2 separate regions of the Homo sapiens genome follow, and region 2 is linked to region 1. The links are chromatin loops, found by intact Hi-C in ENCODE. Cell type or tissue: GM12878. All regions are shown on one strand. Links, peaks and the distances in the headings refer to the core of each region. The heading gives the core; the rest is flanking DNA. Region 1 has its middle 4.7 kb from the start of GALNT1. Region 2 has its middle 14 kb from the start of INO80C.

The links. Hi-C counts contacts between places; a loop is a spot of excess contacts. Peaks named below come from ENCODE experiments on the same cell type or tissue, not always from the same donor. Only the 100,000 strongest peaks of a DNase experiment are listed, where the experiment ranks them.
Region 2: it touches region 1 in a loop (2.3-fold over the local background); 29 of 110 quality-filtered maps call a loop at or near these places.

The regions. Positions count from the first base shown.
Region 1 is chr18:35,572,811-35,581,243 of GRCh38, forward strand. It overlaps a transcript of GALNT1 not described here. Among named protein-coding and RNA genes, the nearest start is that of GALNT1, 4.7 kb to the right of the region's middle. RefSeq lists a silencer at 7,972-8,433. In GM12878, for the core only: no CTCF peak of the experiment used is centred there; a DNase peak (open chromatin) is centred at 4,511; H3K27ac peaks cover 353 bases.
Region 2 is chr18:35,508,193-35,516,625 of GRCh38, forward strand. No RefSeq gene overlaps it. Among named protein-coding and RNA genes, the nearest start is that of INO80C, 14 kb to the left of the region's middle. RefSeq lists an enhancer at 662-1,244. In GM12878, for the core only: a CTCF peak has its summit at 3,856 (motif pointing left); a DNase peak (open chromatin) is centred at 3,419; H3K27ac peaks cover 188 bases.

The DNA.
Region 1 (8,433 bases), core at 2,036-7,035:
CCTCTTCAGCTGTGGCCGTCTGCCATGGGAAGAACATGCCCTAAATAATGGCCACTTCTTTAGCCTAAGTCCCAAAATGAGAAGATGCATACAGCCAAGCCTGACTAAGTCCAGCATAGCTGCAGACAGTGACTCATGAGCTTGAAATAAGTGTTTGTTGTTGTAAGCCACAATTTGGGGATTGTTTGTGCGGCAGCAAAAATTGATAAACATACTATCTGAAGTTGATGAACTGAGAATGGGGACTATATTATTTAGAGTTAGAGGAGGAATCTACCAGGAGAGGGAGGAGTGGCAACCACCTAACAAAAATGGTTAGTTACTTCTAAAGATTGTGTTGGGGAAGAGAGTTTAAGTTTTTTATTTCACAGAAACCTGTCCTTTGTCAATGTTTGTCATATGCACATTTCCCTTTAAAATATAAAAAGTAAGGTGCATACCATCCAGGAGGTGATATAAGCCTTTAAAATACAAAACATTATAGCAACAATGTGATGAGACATCTAGCTTGTGTCAGAAAAAAAGTGCTGCAGATGATTAAATTGTAGGAATTTAGATAAAAGAAAAGATCAACCTGACAAGAGGTTGTAGACAGTAGAGAAAACTGCACTGGGATGGAAATCTTAGAGTAGAGAAAAGGTGGACGAAAGTAGGCAAGGAAGAAACAGTGTAACACATAACATGTAGAGCATGGGGAAGGACTCGGTGAGTGGTAGGGCTAGACAGAGAATTCTTATGGGTGAGCTGTGGCAAGAGGTCTCAGGTAGTTGGGAGGGGGACCACTTGTGAAGGGCCTGGAATGCTAGACTGATGTGTGTGGACATGAACTGGATGTTTTGGGAAGGTCAATATAGCAGGGCTGTGTGGGGTGGGGATATTGTATAGTGAAAACACGATCCTCAGAGCTGGTGGAAACTAACTTACGGGCCATTTAGGCAAGTGGTGTGGCAGATGTCAAGGTATTGCTATTAACTCATGTGGCTTTTGTTACCACATCCTCTAGGCCCAAATTGACAAAAAGCAGTGCCTCATTTTTTTTTTGCTAGAAATATGTAGGCTGTTATTCAGAGAGACTGTTTGGTTGCCCTGAAGGACTGCAAAGATATAACTTGAAGAAAGAAGAGGCCAGGAAAATGTATCTTATAAACCTTTGAAAGCCACTCCTAACTAAAAAAGACCTGCAGTTATCTTGCCTACCCTGTACTACTTGACATGGGAATTTTCATTGAGGCTTTCTAAATGCTATCTAACAATATCATAAATCATATGCATTCATAGTTAAAATTTTGGCATTCTTACTCTGTAGTACCTCTTTTGAACCGATTACCCATTGCCTCTTCCATTTCGCTTTATTTGAAGTTTATGTCATTTGATTTTCTTTTTAAATGACGGCTACTCTACTTTCCTTAAATTTTATATTAACGACTTTGTGACTTTTTAAATGTTCAGTTTTTTATATATTTTTATTTTTTTGAGACTGAGTCTTGCTCTGTCGCCCAGGCTGGAGTGCAGTGGTACAATCTTGGCTCACTGCAACCTCTGCCTCCCGGGTTCAAGCAATTCTCCTGCCTCAGCCTCCCAAGTAGCTGGGACTACAGACATGTGCCACCATGCCCTGCTAATTTTTGTATTTTTAGTAGAGATGTGGTTTCACCATGTTGGCCAGGCTGACCTCGAACTCCTGACCTCAAGTGATCCACCTGCTTCAGCCTCCCAAAGTGCTAGGATTACAGGCATGAGCCGCAGCGCCCAGCCTCAGTTTCTTAGGTTTATTTTTGCTTACTGTCGTCTTCACCCTTGTTGACCTTATGCCCAAATGGTATGTCTTGGGCCTTATCAATGCAGGCCCTGTTCCACTTGCAGTGCCTCTGGCTTGTTTTCACTGATGTCTCAACTTTTCCACTCCTCCATATTTGCTTACTTCAGGCTTCAGCTGGGTCTCTGATCTAGCAGTTCATAGCACTTTTTCCACTATGATAGACCATTTAAATGTCCAAAGCATATATGTGGAATTCCTAATCGTCTAGCAGTAAATTTTCCCTTTGCTTTCTGACTCAAGAAAGCCTATTGGAATGCAAGAAATTGGGAGTGACTTTTTTTTTTTTTTTTTTTTTTTTCATTTGAGGCAGAGTCTTGCTCTGTGGCCCAGGCTGGAGTACAGTGGTGCGATGTCAGCTCACTGCAACCTCTGACTCCTGGGTTCAAGCAATTCTCCTGTCTTAGCCCCCCGAGTAGCTGGGATTACAGGTGCCTGCCACCATGCCTAGCTAATTTTTGTATTTTTAGCAGAGATGGGGTTTCACCATATTGGTCAGGCTGGTCTGGAACTCCTGACCTCAGGTGATCCACCCGCCTCAGCCTCCCAAAGTGCTGGGATTACAGGCGTGAGCCACCGTGCCTGGTCCAGGGGTGATGTTTTTATAGGAATAATCTGCAATCTGATCTCATTTCTGTTTCAAAATTTTATTCTCAACTTCTGGTTCCAGAACAAGGTAGAATAGTGGGTGAAGTACACTGCCTACTAACAATAGCTAAAAGCCCTGAGCATTGTTTATGAAACAAACAGAAGAGTCTAAAAGGTGGAGAGAAGAAGACAATTGACTAGGGATCTACAGGGACCCATCCACCATTGATCTTGGGATCCAAGGAATGACAGGGCAACAAGTTCCCTCAGGGTTTTTTTTTTCTTTTTTCTTTTTTCTTTTTTTTTTTTTTTTGAGATGGAGTCTTGTTCTGTTGCCCAGGCTGAAGTGCAGTGGCGTGATCTCAGCTCACTGAAACCTCCATCTCCTTGGTTCAAGCAATTCTCCTACCTCAGCCTCTGGAGTAGCTGGAATTACAGGTGCCCACCACCATGCCCAGCTAATTTTTTTGTGTTTTTAGTAGAGATGGGGTTTCACCATATTGGCCAGGCTGGTTTCGAACTCCTGACCTCAAGTGATCTGCCTGCCTCGACCTCCCAAAGTGCTAGGATTACAGGCGTGAGCCACTGCACCCTGCCAAGTTCCCTGTTTCCTTCTTGCCTCATAGATCCTGGACCAAGTGCTGGAGAGTGGGCATCTGGGAACATCACAGGAGCATTTTTTTTTTAAACCCATAAATGCCTGTTCTCTCTAGCCAAAGGATCAGGAAAGGGGCAACCTAGCAAGAGAGAAAACTTTTAGAAAATAAATGCCCTATTCCAACCAAACATTGAAGAAAACATATTTGACCTCACCCCTTCCCTGTCCATAAAGGCTTTGAATAGAGAGCCTAGACTGCCATCTTCACTCTGTTGTAACAATGCACCCCTCATGACCTCACTCCCTGCTGAGAAGGAGTCAGAGAAGACCACGTGGCCAAGTGGAGACCCAGGGCTTTAATCCCTGCCCAGTCAACAGAATGGACAGCACAAAAATAAACAAAAAACCATGACCCAACAATAGGCAAGGGCATTAAGTTGAGTAAAAAAGCCAATCTCAAAAGGGCACTATATTAGTCCATTTTCATGCTGCTGATAAAGACATACCTGAGACTGGGCAGAAAAAGAGGTTTAATTGGACTTACAGTTCCACATGGCTGGGGAGGCCTCAGAATCATGGCAGGAGGTGAAAGGCACTTTTTACATGGCGGCGGCAAGAGAAAAAAAAAAGAGGAAGATGCAAAAGCGGAAATCCCTGATAAAACCATCAGATCTCGTGAGACTTATTCACTACCACAAGAACAGTACGGGGGAACTGCCCCCAAGATTCAAATTATCTCCCACTGGGTCCCTCCTACAACACATGAGAATTATGAGAGTACAATTCAAGATGAGATTTGGGTGGGGACACAGAGCCAAACCATAACAGCCACATACTGTATGATTCCATTTATACGACATCCATAGCCACATACTGTATGATTCCATTTACACAACTATAGAGACAGGGAACAGATAAGTGGTTGCCAGGGGTTAGAGATAGTGAGGGTGGGGAAGAGGGTGTGGCTATAAAGGAGATCTTTGTGGTGATGAAATACTACTTGATATAGTAGGATGATTTGGGATCCTAATGTCTCAAAATGGGGTCACTCCTATCAAGTAGTATTGAGGCCACAGTGAAGTTGTTTACTCCTCAAAGTGCTAAATGTGTACTCCTCAAAGTGCTAAACGTGTGTGTGTAATGGCTTGAGGTGATAACACCTGCTCTTGCCTGGTACCACCTGAGACCTGAAATGAACTGACAGAAATTGAAAAGTGGCTGAGTTAATGACAGTGGACATATCTGAGAGGATCCTGAAAGCAGCAAGCACCTGGTCTTAGCCTAGATGCCTTAAGAGGCTCTGCCCATGAGAACTGTGAGGTCATCTCCCAACTTGGCAACGGTCACTGCGGGCTCTGCCTGAGAGAAGCAGAAGTGGTGACCCCCCACCCCCACACCTGACCAACATCTGAAGGACTTCTGTACCCGCTGGACATGTCTGTCAGTGCGTTGGTCTCCCAAGCCCATCACTGTGGTTCATTACCCACCTCTGATGACTGCCTATGTGTTAAATATTAATTACATAATTGATGGTGTGTGAAGACCTCACAATAAACCATGAATTCAAACATACATAATTGGCTACTGAGTCATTGTGAAACCTCTCAGCTTTGGTCAGAGTTAGCAAACCTAGGCCATAGGAAATTAACATAACAGCTCTGTATCTTGATTCGGGTGGTAGTTACAGGAATCAACTCGTGGTAAAATGGCATAGAGCTACACACACACATTGCACCAATGTCAATTTCCTGGTTTTGATATTATACTACAGTTATATAAGGTGTAATCATTGGGGGAAACTGCAACTATTAGTCACTGTTACCTGCCCCACCTCCCACAAATGCCTAAAATGTACTGCTCTGATCACCACAAGGCTTTGATGGCATCCTGACTGGGATGCTACCTCCATCTCCCCAGGGCTGCCTTCACCTCGCTGACATGACATGATCACCACCAAATGGATGAATGTACCAAGGTTCCTGCCTGCATCCAATTTGCGTTCTCTTGTTCCTGGGCCTCACAACAGTGAGTGGTCATGACAGCGATGATGTCTACGGGCAGGGGAGCTATGAGACGAAGAAGTGCATGCATGTTCCTGAGGCTGCAGCCACAAGACAGAGCTGCCAGGCCTCCGTATGGCAAAGCAAACACAAGGAGTAAAAAATCATAAAATAATGGTGCTTTGCATTCTGCATGATTCCACATACTTCGTATCACTGGACATCTGTGTGGGCTAGTTTGTGTCTGTCCCTCTCTCATCCATTACCCTCTTCTGTTCCTTCCCACAAGTGGGTGCTTGACACACAATTCTGTATAAACAACCTCTACTCTTCTCCCTTCCCTGCCTACCATGTGGGTCAGTTGTTCCTGGACAGTTTACCCTGCTTCAGGCAACCCCCCCACATCTCTCCATTAAACCAAATCCACCCTAGGTGCCATTCATTTGGTTTCTAGGTAGTCAGGAACAAACAATTTGGCCTTATTCATAAACTGAAAGAATATTAGCATCATTTAGATAACAACCATTTTAAAGGGGGCCTGATAGAAATAATGCCCTGAATTAATAAGTCTACTCCAAGGAGCAGCTCCCCTGGTGTGCTTCCGGGAGTCGGGGGCTGTGGTGAGGGGATGTCAGGGCAGATAGGCTATTTCAGGTAGGATTGTTCAATTTCAATGTGTCTCCATTACTTACTCTTCTAGGGGTTAATTTCTTCTATGGTAAGATCATAGAAATCATGAAAAATCCTTACAAATCCATAAAATAATGAAACAAATCTTGAATCCTACCATTATCCAGCCCAAAGACAATGTCCCTTACCCCACAGGCATACCACGTGCATTACTGGAGGCAACCAATGAGTCCTGGGGCAGAGCCAAAGAAAAACAAGATTAACACTGGGAAAGAAAGCATTCTTACTCTGGATTCCCTGGTCTATGCCCTTTCAACTATTCCTTCTTGGCAAATCTTGACTTTGTTGTAAAGAATCTAGTTTTTTCCTGCTCTCAAATATGCTTACCCTTTTCTACCCCATTTTCTGTTCTGTTAGCAGGTACAGTGAAGACACATTTTGGAATGAATAGGAGTAGACTTGGATTGTTGAAGGGTAAATGTGCTTGGTTATAAAAACAGTTGTGAAAAGTGCATTTGATTACACGGTAGAATTATGTGCAAACAGCACACAATTTTTCATTTGTCTTACAGGTAGTTTTCATTGCAAAGAACTTGTTGCAAGCAGATTAAAAAGGTACTATTTTCCTGCGCTATTTAATGGTACACAGTTATCTTTTTTTTTAATTGCTTTATTGAGGTAATTGCACATACCATAAAATCCACATTTCAAGTGCACAGTTCAGGTAGTTTTCGTAAATCTACAACCATTACCACAATCCAATTTTAGAACATTTATATCACTGCAAAGAGATCTCTTGTGCCCCTTTGCAGTCATTCCCCATATCTACCCCCAGCTCTAGACCACTGATTATCTGTATCGATTTGCCTTTTCTAGATATCTTACATAGTCAATGTGTCACTTAATGACAGGGGTATGTTTTGGGAAATGCATTGTTAGGCAATTCTGTCATTGTGAGAATATCATACAGTATACTCACAAACCTAGATGGTATAGCCTACTACACACCTAGGCTACATGGTACAGCTTATTGCTCCTAGGCTACAGACCTGTACAGCATGGGACTGTACTGAATACCGCAGGCAATTGTTAACACAATGGTATTTGTGTATCTAAACACAGAAAAGGTAACCCATTGCCCAACGACATTATGAAGGCTACCTCACTTGGTGATAGTAACTTTTCAGCTGCATATAATCTTATGGGACCACCATTGTACAGGTGACCCATCATTGACCGGGGCATGGCTGTAAATAGATCCTACAATACAGGCTCTTACACATCTAGCTTCTTCCACTTAGCTTATCGTTTTTGAGGTTCCTCTATGTTGTATCTTCTATGACTACTTCGTTCCTTTTACTGAGTAGTAGTCCACTGTATGGCATATACTGCATTTTATCCACGCAGCAGTTTCTGGACATTTGGACTGTTTCTACTTCTTGGCTATCATGAATAACACTGTTATTAATATTCATGTACAAGTTACTGTATGAATTTATCTTCAGTTCTCTCAGGCATACGCCTAGGAGTGGAATTGTTGGGTGATAGAATACTTCATGTGTAACTTTTTAAAAAACCTGGAAAACTGTTTTCCAAAGTGGCTGCACCATTTTACATTTCCATAGGCAACGTATGAGGGTTCTAATTTCTCCATCTCTTCACCAACACTGCTATTGTCTGTCTGTCTTTTGTACTACAGCCAGTGTAGTGGGTGTCAAGAACTTCCTTGTTGTGCTTCTAATTTGCATTTCCCTATTAACTAATGATGTTGAACACCTTTTTATGTAATTGTTGATCATTTAAATATCTTTGGTAAAACGTCTATTCAATTGTTTTGCCCATTTAAAATTGGACTATTAGTCTTATTACTGAGTTGTAAGAGTTCTTCATACATTCTGGCTACAAGTCCTTTAACAGATATATGATTTGCCAATCTTTTCTCCCAAGATAAGAGTATTTTTTAACGATGACAACTTTATTCCAAAGTGAAGTTTCCTTGTGGAACAGTAACAGGCTAGTCATGATTGACTTTGTTTCAAAATATTATATAAGTACTTTTAAAATAGTAACTTTTAACTTTTATTTTAGAATACTTGGAAGATGTAGACAAGCAAAAACAGGATACTAAAATTCCAGAGATAATCTTCAGGTTTTTTTTTTTTTTTTTCGGACAGCCTTTTGGTTATGTGAGAGGTAATATAAATTTAAAAGTGGGACCACTTAAATATTAAGTAATCTCTTATTGCAGCTCTTGGTTGGCAAGCAATAAGACACAAACCTCTGAATTATTTAAGTAGAAAATTAATTTATTAAAAGAATGGTTGGTTATGCCTCGCGTGAGTGACAGAGCCAGGGTTTTGTCTTCTATCTTCAGGGCAGGGTACAGCTGGGTATTGGAATTGTACCAAGCAGTGTTTCCCAAGGGGGCACAGAGGGAGGGCCCCTCTCCGGGCACTGTGCGGGAGCCACTTCCCCAAACAGTCCCCGTTCTGCAAGGGCCCCGGCGTTGCTGCCCCCGAGACCCGGGTGCCTGCCCCGGCGGTGCGGGTCGCGGGCCTCCGCTCTCGCCGTCCTCCCTCAGTCCCGGGCCTCCTGCATCGCGGTCGCCAGGCGCAGGCTCAGCGCGGCTGACAGCGCTCCAGCTCCCGCGCTCGCGGCCGCCTCAGGCAGCCGACCGGGTTGGGGCGGCCCCGCGCTCGGCCCGGGAGCCGATCCGCTGTGAGGGCTCCTCCATCTCCTCCCACCCCGTGACCTGCTCGACGCGCAACAGCCCGAGTTGTCTTTAACTTGCTGCGGCAGCC
Region 2 (8,433 bases), core at 1,947-6,946, 65 kb before region 1:
AGCTATGGGCAGATTATGAAACTGCCGCATCTGCCCTTTCTCTCCCCAGCCTCACCTCATGCCTATACGGTCCTTCCTCCTGTACCTCCTTCTGTCATGAGGGCTTTTCTTCCACTTCCCCTACCCCCTGCTATAGGGCAAGCAATGAATTAACTCAGTATGGGAGGAGGGGACTCCTTACAGAAGAATAAGACCAAAAATATCTTATATATAGGAGCCCCAGCACCTCTCCAAACTCCTGGAGAGCCACCGTAGGCACGGCTTTGACCCTGAGGCCTCTTAAAAGGCAGATGCTTCCCCCAGAAAGGTTGAGTGTTTAATCACCAATCCCTGGTGTCTCACTTTGAGTTATTTTGTCAGATCACTTTCCTCTGAGCCAGGAGAAGTCTTTAGGATGGAAAGAGCTTGTAAAAGTCAACAGAGAGAGAACAGAATAATAAGGAGGGTACCCCTGCTAAGAGAGCTGATCCAGGATCCTCTTGTCCCGTGCCCCTTCCTCTTGCTAACCAGCATGCCTCTGCCCCACCCGAGAGAAGGAGAGATGCAACCCAAGCTGGCTGCCTGCACAGCGTGCTCCAGGGTCCTGCTACAGCTTAGCAGGTATCAGTCCCCATCTTCAGCCTGACCCCCAGCCCCTCTTCGAGCACCTAGTCTAGACCTTGGTCTTCAAATCCCAAATCCTCAAACCTCCCTGTTACATTCCTAATGGATCCCATTGCTTCCCTGGTCACTCAATATGAATGTAGCAAATCCAAACGCTGGAATAGCGCTTTCCAGTTTGAAAGCACTTTGACACAATCTTACTCCATTTAAGCGTCACAACAAATCTGCCAGTGGGCTACTATTATGCTCACTCCATCACTTAGGAAACAGATTCCAAGAGATTAAAGGATGTTTTAAGGTCACACAGCTACATAGTGGTCCTGCTGGTTTGCATCAGCAATGTATCTGATGTCCCGTTGTGTGCTGGAGAACATCAGAGGCATTCCTGGCAGACCTCTCCCCTCTTCTCAGTGCCAGGCCTGAGCCAATCAAAGCCCTGCTGCTTCTTTCTTGCTCACTGCACTGGCCAGACTGTTCAGTACAATGCTGAATAGAAGCCATGAGCACAGACATCCCTATCTCCCTCCCAGTCTTAGAGGGAAAGCATTCATCTTTGACCCTTAAGTATGATGTTAGCTGCAGGTGTTCTGTAGATGTTCTTTATCAAGTGAGGAAGTTCCCTTTTATTTCTGAAAGTCTTAAATATGGAATGGAGGTTGGATTTCTTCAAATGCTTATTCTGCATCTAGTAAGGATATCATATACTTTTTCCTTTCATTCTGTTAATATGGCAAATTCGATTGGTTTTTGAATGTTAAACCAACCCTGAATTCCTGGGTTAAATCTCACTTTATTATAATGTATTACCCTTGTAGTAACATTGGATTTAATTTGCTACAAATTTGTCATGAGTTTTTGCTTTTGGTATTAGGGTAATGCTGTCCTCATAGGCTGAGTTGAAAAGTATTCCCTCCTCTTTGATTTTCTGGAAGACTTATAATATTATGTATTATTTCTTCCATAAGTGTTTGGTCGAATTTTCCAGTGCAGATATCTATGGCTGTTTTGAGGCTCTCTGGTTGTTATTTAAAAATAACCATAATAATCCAGGAAATGTCAACAACTGACAATTCCAATTGCTGTTGTCAGCATCAACATCCTTACCAACAGTATTTAGTGTCATTATTTTTAATCATCCCTGCTAGCTCACAAGAAGAATGAAGCTGGCATCTGAATAATGTTCTAGTGGTGGGCTGAGTTCATAAAGAGCCTCTGTCACATTTAACCCGAATCTTTCAGAAACCAGCAGATTCTGAGAATGAGTACTACTCCAGATGCCTTAGTGATGTTTTCAGCTCCCTCACTCGGGACCCTTGGCCAGGCAGGAGTCCTCAGCACAGCTGGTTCTCACCCCTTCCTCTGCCACTCATGGTCTCCACCCCTCAAACAACATATTCTCTCTTTTGCACTCTTCAGTTTTGCTCCATCCTTCCAGGCCCAGCTGGCATCCATCTAACTTCCCTGAGACTCTGTCAACACCTCACAGACCTTTCTCCAAATTCCTGTCACCCTGACAGCCAGAACTACGCCACTGAGCCTCTTGTTAAGCACTACCTTATGCTATTTTCTCATTGGTTCTTGAATGTTTTTCTAATTAGATTATAAACTGCTTTTCTCATATTGCCTCAGAGCACCTGATATGTGGTTGACTGCTTTAAGAGCAGCATTATAGCACATTGCATAGGAATTCCCGATGCAATTTCCTGATGCCTGCTTATTCTGCAGCAGCTCCACTGGAAAGCAAATACCAGGGAGGATGTCTTTTTATTTACGACTTTCTCTTCTAAGTGATTGCCCATGTTATATGTCAGGTCTGTGTATCTCTTAAACATTACTTGGCTTTCTTAATGGCAAAATGACTGACCTGATTTTTCAATGAAAAATCTAAAAGCATATATGACAAAAGTCAGTGTCTCCTAATATCCAAAGCATTTTTACTTACATTTCATTATACTCTGCCATGAGGCAGAGAAAGCAAATATCATGTTCACATTTTATGAGGCTCATCTTTCCAGCCTTGTCACTGCCCATGCTTCCTCTGGGCCCAGGTTTGGACTCACTGCTGTCTTGACTGAGCCCTGACTACCTTCCATGCTCCAGGCCTCATGCTGTTCCCTTGGCCTGGAAATTCCGCAGGGTCCAATTCAGATATACCTCCAAGTGAATGTTATCTGCCCCCAGGCAGAATTACTCCTACTTGAATATAAATTGCAAAAAAAAAAAAAAACCCACACTTTGATTTGCTTTATCACATACTATTAAAAACATCTTTAGAACTCATTAATAAAATATGCCTTGATTTCAAGAATAAATATAGAGTTTGAAAGTCATTTTTTTTCTTTCTAAAATTTTACTGTAGACATGGGGTGTTGCTATGTTGCCCAGACTAGTCTCAAACTCCTGGCCTCAAGCAATCCTCCCACCTCAACCTCCCAAAGAAAAGTTATTTTTATTGTTGATGAGTTGGTCAGTATTGCAAAAGGCAGTGAGCATCTATTCTGATGGCCTAAACCCAAGCTATCAGCAGCTATTAAAATATACGTTTATCATCAAAATCCATGAAGTCTCTTCATCTCATCTCTCTGTTTTCCAGTTCCTTATGTTTCTGATTCTTATTATTTCATGTACATATCCTTGAACGTCTATTTGTGTGTGCTTGTGGGCCTGCCTTGGCTGAGGTCTCTGAGGTATTTGGTTTCTCTTCTCTTTCTCTCCTTTTCCTATTGCCTTCTTGATCTTTTTTTAGTGTTGTTGTGACCTGGACTGGCTCAGCATTGGGTCACACCAGGTCTTGGCAATCAGGAGTCAAAAAGGACGGTGAGTATTTTGGGCACAGAGAATGGGCAAGATGGAAACTCTCTCAGCCACAGAGCCCAGCCCTAATGAGGGTGTTGGGGAAGACATCACAGTTTCACTTCTTGCCCCAGAGAAAGCCAGCTCAACCATGTGCCTGCATGGTTATCCCCTTCTTACTGAGTCCCTGGAGGCCAACTCTTAGCCTAAGTCTGATTAGGCTAGTTGTGCTTAGATCTGCCTAGCATGAAACACAGGTTATTTTTTTGGTTTTCCTTTAGGAGTTATCCCTTATATTTTTCCTATCCTAGAGAGCTCATTCAATTCTCTATCCCAGATGTGCATATCTGAAATTGGTAAACACTCCTTCCCCCATCAAATGACGTTCTCCCCTGTTTTCTGCCCAAGAACTGTCCAGATGAAGAGACCAAGGGCTCTGTTGCCCTCTGGTGCCCAGGTAGGTTCAGCCAATGGGGAAACTCAGCAGGAAATAGGTGAGGGAGAGTAGGTTCAAGATATTTGGTCCCCTAGCTCCCTTGTGATCTCCTGACACCCAGCCCAAACCTTGCTAAACTGTTACTTCATTGAACTCTCCACAGATTTTCATAATTTGAGTGTGCCATTGATTTCCTGCTGATGGACTTTGAGGTGTTTAAATCATCCAGAAGCAATGCAGGTTGAAATGTTATACCACCTTAGGGTATAGACACTTGAAGTAATCTCACAACAAAGGAGAACAACCAACTCAAATGGGAGCCTTGGGGAGAAATCCTGTGATTTCACTCAAGGCAGCTGTATCTTATTAATAAATGTATCACTTATTTAATGTAAAACTCCCATAACGACCAAGCTCAATGTCCTATAACTACAACTCCCATATTGGAATTGCTTAAAGTCTTAAGATTGTAAGATTATTAGGAAAGGAGTAAATAATGTCAAAATTATTCTAAAACACACCTGAAATTTAGGATCATGAGCATTCTTAAATTCATTTCCTCCTCCTTCACAAAGAGTAGGGGAAGTCATGTTTTTGTGCCACTGGCATAAGCAACTCTACTATTATGATGGCTCAGCAGGCTGATTAAGTTTAGGTGAGGCCAAGGTTCAGCTGGAGAAACAAGTCTGCAAAATTGCCCAGGCATTCTATGTCCCGAGTATGTCCTATGTGCCAAGCCGTTTGCCCAAGATGTCACATGCACTGCCACATTCATCCTCAGGTCAGTTTTGTAGAGGGGCCCATAGTCCCCATGTTATGGAGGGGTCTTTTCTTCTCACTAGCTCCCACACCCCAGCTGTGCTATGGGCTCCCCAGTTCCATAACAGGCTACAAAGGCAAATAGACAGGCCTTTACTTCGAAGGAGATGCACAGGGGACACCACAAATAACTCACATAGGCCTTCCCACCATCACCTTGCCTGACCTGGGTCACCAAGTGTGAACCCAGGACTGCCCCATGACACTGGGGTGCTCATATCATGAGGTACCCCCCAGAGACCAGAATGTCCCATCTGGACAGTCTCACAGAGGGAAACTGGTCTCTGTCAAAATATGTATTCCTTTTACTCACCTCTCACAGGGTGACATCTGAGCAAATAGGAAGTTGGTTCTTATTGTCTGTCATTCACAAAGGCTTTGGGGTGGCTCTGGGACTCCTATGTCATAGATAATCATGGTAGTCTTATGGCAGCCTCTTGACAAGCTAAGCTTCCTGCCCCTCCCAGACCAGACATCCCACGCACCTTCCAGGATGTGGAAATGTTAACCTCTCCTCGAAGCAGGAATGCACCCTGCATAAACTTGAGCCAAGTTCAACCTGTCTGTTGGCTGCACGAGCCACTCCTGACTACTCAGTCATTTCCTCATAACTTGACCCTGTATTTTATAGCCCTGAATTTTAGGTGCTCCCCTTCACTCTACCCAGCGTTATGGCAGTTGTTCTTGTGTTCCCTTTATTGACTAGGAGCCAGACAGTTTCAGACAGTATCCCAAGGAAGGAGGAGCAAAGTTTGAGGTCCCAGCAGCCCCAGGGTTCCTTTGCCCCACTGGGTGAAAGCCTTTTGAGGCCTGCAATGCTTTCGGAACCCTCCCTTCTTGCCCTGGGTTCATGGCCCCACGCATGGGAGTGACTTCGTCATGCTTCTGGAATGGGCAGCCTGTCTCAGCCAGGGTTTCCAGCCCAGGTTCCCTGCTGTGCCTTACAGAATGCAGACAGCTCAGGCTCAGCCAGGCCCAGGCCCTCCAGGAGAGCCAAGAGCTGATCTCAGCTATCAGGGACACTTACTGCATAGTGAGAAGGAATCCATTTTCACAGCCCCCCTGGGAAATGTTGCTCCTGTCAGTGTGGCTCCAGTCTTGACCATTGGCCACAATGCCCACAGCCCCACCTCTGACTGCAATTTTGTGCTGTGGGACTAAGAAGCATTTAGCTCTCGGCTCCCCCTGCTTGTCCCAAGACTTGGCATCATATCTTACACAGGTGTACACACACACAGAATACACATACACACATACGCACAAAATACATGCACACCTCTATATACGTAGCACACATGCATGTATACACATGTACACAGTCACACATAAAAAAATCACACTCACTCTCCTACATCTACACATACATAACACAAATATATACATATACGTTTTTACACACATACATATTCATATACACACACAGCCACCTTTTCAAGTGGCTCTCTCTGTTGTCCAGGCAGAGACGCACCAGTTCTGATTCAAACCTCCCCATCCTCCATCTCCCTTTGATGGGGAGTTGGGGGTGCAGAGGACAGTGGCCACTGGACCAGTGTATCCACACCACATTGAGGTGCTATTAAATAAATAAGTTCCAGTTTAAGAAGCAGAAGGCCATGATTTAGGGTGTGTCTGCTTGTGGTGGCAGCAAGTGTGTTTCTGAAGATCATACCTTCTCTTTCCTCCAGCTATAGACTTGTCCAGGGCAGAGACACTGTCTGACTTTTTATTTTTGTATTTTGTTGGTTTGTCTGTTTTTGTCCTAAGTTCCCATCACACACAGGCGGTGGCCACCTGGTTTTAGTGAATGGCTGAAAGAATGAATGGACAAACACATCCAGTTATTTAAAGGCAGTGACTGTGCATAATGATGAAGACGACAGCAAAAATAGATGTTTGAAAGGACAGTTGAGAGATAATGTGAGAAATAAGATAACTTGACAAATTGTTAATTTTACCTTCTAAATTTTTTTTTTGTCTCACTAACTGAAGAAAAGTTTACTGCAAAGAAAAGTTGCTTGATTCTTTCAAATGAATAGCTAGCTCCTAGCCCCAGATCTTCTGAGTTGCTGAATGACATGAGCTGTCCTTGCTGGAATGTTCTTCCCCTCCCCAGGTTACACAGTGCCAGGGTATGTGTATGTACTGAGGGAGAACCAGCTCTTGTCCTTGCTCTCAAATGGCCTCTTCAGGTCCCAGGTTCCTTGGCAGCCTCTGTGCCCCAGGTACCCCTAGGAGTGGGAATCTGGGCCAAGGCAGCCTGTGGTCTAAGTTCCCATGCAGGGTCACAGGATCCAGGCTGTGAATGGACATCAGTGGAGCCCATGGAGGCCCAGGATCTAAGAAGCACTGCTCAATGACAAACTGGGGTGACATTCGAATTGTTTATAACAACGTGCTAAACAAGACATTGGTCTCGACAACCAAATTCGGCTTATGGTCTTCGGTTGGCAGCCTCTCCTCTCTGGGGTCCATCCAGCTCTCTGGAGGCTGCCAAGCAGCTCAGCGCAGATCTCGCAGGTGTCAGGACTCCACAGAGCACTGTGGGGTGTGTGTCTGTGTGTGTCTGTGTGTGTGTGTGTGTGTGTGTATCTCTATTTATTCCTTCTTCCCTTCCACACCCTGACATCCTAAAAAGCATCCCCACATAACTGAGGAGACTAAACTGGTCCACTACCTTCAGCTCTATGCTCAGGTTAAAGAGAAGGAAAGAAATTCAAAAGGGGGAGCCCTTTGAAGAGTTGTCAGTGACTGGAGAGGGATGTGGCCTCTCGCTGCTGGGGCACACTGAGAGGTGGAGGAGGGAAAGCAAAGAGGACTGCCCACACTCCTGCCTCCACGCTGTGATGAGTGCCCTGTGCAGGGAAGATGGAAAGAGTTAGGATTAAATTGGGGGTGACATTTTAAGTTAAATGCTACTGGAAGTTTATAAACTAAAAGTAAAAGTTAGCCTGACATGTTAAGGAGTCAGGAATGGAAATTCAACTAAAAATGTTTCAAGACAGACAAAGAAAGTAAAATGAAGCCATTTCCTGTTCGCACCCCCGCTGGTTCAGCCTACTCAACAGACCATCTTTCTCCAGCCCCGGGAGATTCTGTCTAGCCTGGGGAAAATTCTTCTCCCTTCGTGCTTCTTCCAGAACTACTGGGACTGACCTAAGAGCATAGATTTTGGAAAGATAAAAGTCAGTCACATTTAGAAGTTACTCCACTCACTTGCCTGCCACATTCCTGCTGAGGGAAAATGAAGACAGGGTGAACTCCAGCTCAGATGAAAAGGCAGGAAAAAATATTTAGAGAGTCTTCTCATAAAACATGAGCCCAGACACACCAGTCAAAAACAAAACATCAGAGACCAGAGCGGTAAAGAGGAGGGCAGCTCAAAGCAGGAGGCTCCCTGGCCTTGCTTCCTAAAATCCTCCCGTGCAATGGCTCCTTCAGCTCATACGCACCCTCTGCCTTTAGATCAGCCAGGCAGTCTCTGTCTGAGGCCCCGGGTTTCCTGGCTGTCAAAATAGATACCAAGAGCTGGTTCCAGACACCTCACAGAGTGGCATTGAGTCAAATACGGTTTCATGGACTTAAACAAAAAAGAAACTCTGCAAACTCTGCAAATGTCCCCAGACATCATCACTGCATATGACTGAGGCCCTTATGGAGACCAGTTCCCTCTGTAATTCTCCTAAGGATATATATAGTGCATTCATGCTGTGTCACTCTCATTGGGACTTTGCAATCCAGTATTCTCCTAATTTTAAACATGCATGGCCCCAGCTTACAAACAA